Linked DNA regions of Homo sapiens: region 1 is linked to region 2. The links are chromatin loops, found by intact Hi-C in ENCODE. Cell type or tissue: PC-9. All regions are shown on one strand.

Region 1 (4,000 bases), 750 kb before region 2:
TGTATTACTAGTAGAGACGGGGTTTCACCAGGTTGGCCAGGATGGTCCTGAACTCCTGACCTCAGGTGATCCACCCACCTCAGCCTCCCAAAGTGCTAGGATTACAGGCGTGAGCCACTGTGCCCAGCCAACAAAAGTATTTTCAAAAGTGCCTCAGAGAGTATCCTAGGAAGAAAACCTCATCTCACACTTGTAATAAAAGCAGAATGAATAAAAATTGTCAAAAACATGTAAAAGTTCATGTTATCTTCTCAAAGATAGACACAATTATCCTTTAAGTTCTTTTCAAACTCTAGCAAAATTAGCATAGAATACTTCCCAGTAACTCTCACAAACTGTCAGCATAAAAATCGATGCATTTTAACCCAAAAAACAAAAACAGAAAAACACAATAAACTACAGTAGAAATGGTTTGCAAGAAAGACCTTGTGACTATGCAAATCCCAGGCTCAACTTCTGACTCTGCTGGCCTGGCCTTTTCTCAAAGGCAGTATTTTGTGGTTAAAAAAAACCACTGGATTAGGACACATTAAACTAGATTCTGTTCCCTGCTCTGCTGATACTATTAAAGCTATCACCCGAGAAAAGTCACGTGCTAAGACCAGCTCGGTCACGGAGACCTTAACACAGCAGCACTAGAGGAATTAAAGACACACACAGAAATATAGTGTGGAGTGGGAAATCAGGGGTCTCACGGCCTTCAGAGCTGAGAGCCTCAAACAGACATTCACCCACATATTTACTGACAGCAAGCCAGTGATAAGCATTCTTTCTATAGATGATAGATTAACTAAAAGTATTCCTTACGGGAAACAAAGGGATGGGCCGAAATAAAGGGATGGGTCTGGCTAGTTATCAGCAGCAGGAGCAAGCCCTTAAGGCACAGATCGCTCATGCTATTGTCTGTGGTTCAGGAACGCCTTTAAGCGGTTTTCCACCCTGGGTGGGCCAGGTGTTCCTTGCCCTCATTCCGGTAAACCCACAAACTTCAGCATGGGTGTCATGGCCATCACAAACAGGTCACGGTGCTGCAGGGATTTTGTTTATGGCCAGTTTGGGGGCCAGTTTATGGCCAGATTTGGGGGCCTGATCCCAACAGTCATGTACTATCTGCAACTGAATGACCATTTCTGTATCATAAAATGAATGTAATAGGTGGAAAATGACAGATCTCTGAGGTTTCTTTTCTGTTTTTTCTTTTTTGCTTTTTTTCTTTTGAGACAGTCTGGCTCTGTCACCCAAGCTGGAGTGCAGTGGCACAATCACGGCTCACTGCAACCTCTGCCTCCCAGGTTCAAGCAATTATCCTGCCTCAGCCTCCCCAGCAGCTGGGACAACAGGCGCCTACCACCACGCCTGGCTAATTTTTTTTTTTTTTTTTTTTTTTTTTGAGACGGAGTTTGGCTCCTGTCACCCAGGCTGGAGTACAATGGCATGATCTCAGCTCACTGAAACCTCCGCCTCCCGGGTTCAAACAATTCTTCTGCCTTAGCCTCCCGAGTAGTTAGGATTACACGCATGCATCACCACACCAGGCTAATTTTGTATTTTTAGTGGAGACAGGGTTTCACCAGGTTGGTTGGGCTGGTCTCAAATTACTGGCCTTAGGTGATCAGCCTGCCTTGGTCTCCCAAAGTACTGGGATTACAGGCGTGAGCCACCATGCAGCCTGGCCTGAGGTTTCTTTTAGCCCTACAACACTACGATTCAAAGATTAAAAGTATGCCTCATTAAGTACTCTTCATGACAACTTGACTTGAACTTTAGGAATGTAAGTTCCCTTAAAAGGGCCCTCAGTTCTTACATTGGTAGGTACATAGAGGTTAGAATACTTCCAATTCAAGAAGCACTAACGCTAACCTGGGTTTTCATCCATGCTGTGTTGAAAGGAACTGATCAGCCCTTCTTCTGGGTGGATGTTAGTTCTGATATGTTTGTCCTTTCGGAGACAAAAAGTAAGGCCACAAAAGTTGTGAGTGACCATTTGAACAGGTTTTTTCACCTCGGGGAAAAAAGCAGATCTAGAATAAGGCATGAGATACTGGAAGGTCTCCAAGCCTTAGACAGGCAAGGAGACCTAAGCAGTGAGACACTTTCAGGGACAATCCCAGTGAGATGGAAAGATGACCTCTACCACACAGACATGGGCTGACATCCTTCTTTCTGCTTGTATTACTTTCTAGTCTGTGCTCTCTCTCCTTGGCCCCAAAGGACTCTCCCCCATATCATCCTTTCATTTCATTTGTAAAACTCTGGAAATTTTGCTCTACTCCCCTTTTTGCTAGGTATACATTTACAATGCCTTTCACACTAGGCTATAAACATTACAAACTACCAGTAGGTGCCACTGTCCAACAAATAATGCTACTGCATCTCCTGGAGAGTTAGACGTTTCCAGTTTGGAGGACAGACATGTGATCCCCCAAAAACAACCAAGTAAGCTAGATATGGAACAGATAAAGGCTAACATCTTGAAGCTTTTAATAAGGTCTTGTTAAATGTTATAGCCTGGATTCATCTCTGCTATAGTCTATGTCTATGTTAGGTCAGATCTGTACAAGAGAGAGTGGTGCCCTCTGAATCCAACATGATTACAAGAAGTCCAGAACAGGAATGATGATGTTCAGCCACCCACCTCGAATGAAAAGTCTCCCTCCACTGCTCAAGCTTAGAAGATAAGGGTGTGATTTATTTAGGGAAAGCTTGCCACAATCTCTCCCCAGACCTATGAATGGATACTTGGAATAACAAATATCAGGGGACAGCTGCTAGCCATCACTGAACTCTGCACTAAAAGTAAAGTGGGTGAGAGAGGCCAAGTTGAAAGGAAGGGATGAATTCACCAATGCTGGTTTTTCCTCTTTGATTATGTTATTTTCTATGGAGGACATGAACATGTCCAAAGAGCCTCTCTTCATTTTCTGTAGCTTTTTAAAAAATTTATAAACTTTACATTTTTGAGGAATTTTAGGTTTACAGAAAAATTGAACACAACGTTCAGATAGATCCCATGCACCCCCTTTTCACATCACCCCCCCCTTTCCATTTCCCATTACTAACATCTTACCTTAGTGTGGCACATTTATTACAACTGATAAACCAATATTGATACATTATTAAGTAAAGTCCATAGTTTACATTAGGGTTCACTCTTTATTTTATATATTTATGTATTCATTTATTAATACCATTTTGTCTTCACAAGCTAAGGGTTCACTCTTTAGACTGTACAGTTCTACAGGTTTGGACAAATGCATAATATCATGTGTCCACCATTACAGTAGCAGACAGAATAGTTTTACTGCCCTAATAATCTGTCTGTAGCTTTTTAAAACTCATGTATCTGTCCCCACTTTATCAGAAATTAAATAAAATTTATCAGAAATTAAATTAAAAATGTAAAGCTAGTCTCTAATGATAAATTACTCTGGGCTGTATGGAACTTCCATGTCATTTTATATTAAAGGTTATGAACCACGTGATCTTCATTTATAAATATATTCACAACCCAGGACATGACATATAAATGGTCTCTTAGGTTCCATATCATGTATCACAGACCTGAAGAGAGAGATTAATAGTCCTTAAACAACTCACACACCCTTCTTACTACTTGTATTACTTTCCGGTCTGTGCTCTCTCTCCTTGGCCCCAAAGGACTCTCCCCCATATCATTCTTTCACTTCATTTATAAAATTCTGGAAATTGTGCTCTACTCCCCTTTTTGCTAGGTATATATTAACAATGCCTTTCAAACTAGGCTATAAAATTTACAGACTACCAGTAGATGCCACTGTCCAACAAATGATGCTACTGCATCACCTGGACAGTCAGAGGTTTCCAATTGGCTACAAAGTTATCACTTCTTAACTCGACGAAAAGATAACTGAAATGACAAGCATTAAACCAATTTAGAGCAAAGATACTTCTAGTTTAGTTCCATATATGTGATTAAAAACCCAGTTCAATTTTTATAGGAACTCTTTAGGAACAGGGACAC
Region 2 (4,000 bases):
TAAAAATACAAAAAATTAGCCGGGCGTGATGGCGGGCGCCTGTAGTCCCAGCTACTTGGGAGGCTGAGGCAGGAGAACGGCGTGAACCCGGGAGGCAGAGCTTGCAGTGAACCGAGATCGCGCCACTGCACTCCAGCCTGGGCCACAGAGCAAGACTCCGTCTCAAAAAAATATATGTATATATTTTCAGGGACCAGGCATGGTGGTCCATGCCTGTAACCCCAGTACTTTTGGAAGCCGAGGTGGGCGGATCACTCAAGGTCAGGAGTTGGAGACCAACCTGGCCAACATAGTGAAACCCTGTCTCCACCAAAAATACAAAAATTAGCTGGGCATGGTGGCATGCACCTGTATTCACAGCTACCCGGGAGGCTGGGGTACGAGAACCACTTGAACCCGGGAGGTAGAGGTTGCAGCCATCCAGTCAGCCGAGATCGTGCCACTGCACTTCAGCCTAAGACTGCCTCAAAAAAAAAAACAAAAAACTGTCTTTTTTTCCGAGATGTTGTTTCATTCTTGTTGCCCAGGCTGGAGTGCAGTGGCAGGGTCTCAGCTCACTGCAACCTCCACCTCCCAGGTTCAAATGATTCTCCTGACTCAGCCTCCCGAGTAGCTGGGATTACAGGTACATGCCACCACGCCCAGCTAATTTTTGTATTTTTAGTGGAGACAGGGTTTCCTCATGTTGGTCAGGGTGGTCTCGAACTCCTGACCTCAGGTGATCCATCTGCCTTGGCCTCCCAAAGTGCTGGGATTACAGGCGTGAGCCACTGCCCCTGGCCTTTTTTTTTTTTTTTTTTTTTTTTTCATTTTTAAAGAGACAGGACACTATTATAACACTAAAGGTCGATAGATTTTTTTTTTAATGTTGAAGTTTGTGTTAAGAAAAATTTAGAAAACACAAAAGGAAAGCAAAGCTACTTTGTAAGCTTATACAAAAGCATAATCCAAAGTAGTTCTCAAAAGTATGTGAATATATATCATGTTAATGCCACTTATGGAAATAATTTTATATTTTGTCATAAACAGGTTAAGATTTTTGCCATCAATATAAAAGGTCAGGAGTAAAATGAAGAGCGGCAAGAGTGTGCCAGACTTCCAGGAAGAAGGCTGAGGGAGTAACAACTCCTAGGAAGAAACTCACTTCTATTCACTGCCAACATCTGAGAGTTTGTAGTATTCCCTGCAACACTGTTAGGGAGTTAGAACATTTATAGTGGGTGCTAGTCTTAGCTTCATTGTACTTATCAGGAAAAAAAAAAGGCACAGAGGATAGTCAACTTACCCAAGTTGAGAGAGCTAATAGATTAAACCCGTAGAGTTACCAGTAGAACTGGTAGATTAAAATGCCACAGAAACCCAAGCCATCAAAATCTAACTTCTGATTACAGCACACGGTTACACTAAATCTTACCTTCAATTATTACCAGCTGTATGTCTAGAGGGTATTTTTATATCAACCATAAAATACAGATTTGATCATGTCAGTCCTATGTGAATCAATCGATCTTTACAGTCTTCCTCAACACTCTGGCACGGCAATATAGCCATTCAAGTACCCTGTGCCACGTATTTTCACACTTTCACACACATACTGCTCCCTTACCTAAAACATCCTTCTTCCCATTCTTTCTAGTAAGTTCTTAGGCATCCATCAAAGCCCACATAAAATATCCTCTTTTACCTCTGCCACTATTGAAGGCACTTGGTAGCTGCCTTCCCATACATATGACATTATTATGACTATCTCTGTAAGTTTTTGTCTCTGCCGAAACCTACTCTAACACTTTACTGTGTGATGCTTAAAGATAAGGTGCGATGTGCAACTGAAGCCATAACCATGAACGTGAACATTTTGTGCTGTGACTTTAAATCCATTAGAATGTCTTCAACGCAAATGAATTTGTACCCATGCATGTTATATGGCATCATGCAATGGCCCTTTGGAAATAGTGGTTTACTAAGTTATATAGATGTAAGTGTTGAAACTTATATATCAAATTCATTACATAACATTATGAAAAAAAGCTATTGCGCTCACAGTGGTATTACAAGTTTCTCAATCTAATTTTTATTTGAAACCCTGAATTTTATCACTGACAAAAAATATAGTCAGTTGTTTTCTTTGGTTCATTTGAGAGAATTCCTGCCAGTAGCTAGACCCAAATAACCAGTTTGTCAATGAGTCACTCTTTTTTTTTTTTGCATTCCAATCTTGGGTTTATTCAACACAATTCTTCCACTCTACACAACAAAGTACAAACACAATGTCATCTAAAATGCTACAAAGGTATAAAACTCAAAGAGAAATTTTATAGTACTGACTGTACAATAAGAAAAAAAAAGAAAAGCAATGTACATGTTGCCAAGATAACCTGAAAGACCACCATGAAGGACAGGCACAACCATGGCTGCGGGATGACCCCACAGAGCTGGCTCTCAACTCACTCGCCAATTTCAGAGTAGGGTGGTGGGGTGGTGTGTGTGCATAGGTGCACGGACAGACAGAACCATGCACAGCAACTACCATGGGTGAGAGGATCTTTGGGGGTGTGTGACCCTTGAAGTCGGAAGAGGCCTCGAGAGGCCGGGCCTAACAGGGTTGGCAGCTGCACTAAACCCTGGGGCAGCTCCCTTTCCAAAAGGACACTGCCCAGCGACAGCAAGGGCACGGCCTGGCCACCATCCCAGGTCATCAGGGAAGGGAAAAGTGTGCTCCCAGGTAGGCAGGGTCAAAGCACCCCCAAGAGTCTTACTTGTCCCTGGTGGCTCTGCCACTGAACTGACTCTTAGAAACTGGAAATGGGTGAGCTTTCTAGCCAGAAAACCAGAGGGAATCTTGACAGGCACACAGTCAATGAGTCACTCTTTCTAAAAGTGGGGAAAAGTTCATCTCAAAATTCAATCATACAAGGGCTTTTTTTTCCCTTGAGACAAACCACAGTACTTCAGTATGAGAAATGCTTTCTATGTATTTCCTATTTCATCACAGAATGTTAAAGAGATGAACTCAATGGTAGACATCTAATACATGTATACTCCAACACTGACATTTTTCAGGCACAGGGTCTTGCTATGTCGTTTAGGATGAACTTGAACTCCTGGGCTCGAGCAATGCTCCCACCTCAACATCCCGAGTAGCCACCATGCCTGGCTCCATCACAAACATTTTTAAATACATTTGCATGTTACTGCTGTGAATAATGCAATGACTGCTGCTACCCTGGTGGCACTATCTTGATTCCTGCCAAGGTGACAACAGTATTATCCACTATTTACTTTGTGCCATTGGTGCAAAAATAACATTTTATTATCACAAATAGTTTTGACCTTAAGGGTCCCTGACCCAAGGTCAAAACTGTTTACCCCAGTTATTTTAGGAAAATAAATAAGGCAGAAGGAAAAAAAAAATCATTCCTTTGTTGTTCAAAGTTATTTAAGAATTATGTTTACTTCCATATGCATTAGACAGTATGAAATGGAATCATTCTACACTATTGTTATTTGCCCACTTCATAACAAATTCAACAAATCAATACCAAAGTATTATAGTATATGGATAGTTTATATTTACCTAATCTTCCCTATTGCTGGATATGTTGCCAATTTTTCATTTGATAAACAATCTGTAATACACATATTTCTGTACCTGTCCAAAATCCCTTTAATAAACAGCTAGAAGTGAAATTGCTAACTTAAGGGTATAAATGTGTACTTCACATAGTACCTGACAATGTCACCTATTAAGAAATCTTAGAATATGCTTTCTAAGTTAACATTTTTCAAATGTTAACATTAAACATTTTTCAAACTGCTTTCTACAAAAGTTTTACCAATTAACACATCAGTAAGGGTTCTTATACCCTAACCATCATTGGTTATTACCATTCTTTAACCTTTAAAAAAAATCTTTGCTGGTTAAATTGGCATTTCTTTAGTTACTATTAAATCTTGCAGACACAAGATTTAATAATAACTAAAGATAAAAATGTGTTGATCA

The links. Hi-C counts contacts between places; a loop is a spot of excess contacts. Peaks named below come from ENCODE experiments on the same cell type or tissue, not always from the same donor. Only the 100,000 strongest peaks of a DNase experiment are listed, where the experiment ranks them.
Region 1: it touches region 2 in a loop (4-fold over the local background); 4 of 110 quality-filtered maps call a loop at or near these places.

The regions. Positions count from the first base shown.
Region 1 is chr4:168,993,382-168,997,381 of GRCh38, forward strand. The region is part of intron 4 of CBR4 (carbonyl reductase 4); the gene reads right to left. Among named protein-coding and RNA genes, the nearest start is that of CBR4, 15 kb to the right of the region's middle. RefSeq lists enhancers at 930-1,736, 1,737-2,542. In PC-9, a CTCF peak has its summit at 2,351 (motif pointing right); no DNase peak of the experiment used is centred here.
Region 2 is chr4:169,742,628-169,746,627 of GRCh38, forward strand. The region is part of intron 4 of HPF1 (histone PARylation factor 1); the gene reads right to left. Among named protein-coding and RNA genes, the nearest start is that of HPF1, 13 kb to the right of the region's middle. In PC-9, no CTCF peak of the experiment used is centred here; no DNase peak of the experiment used is centred here; H3K27ac peaks cover 488 bases.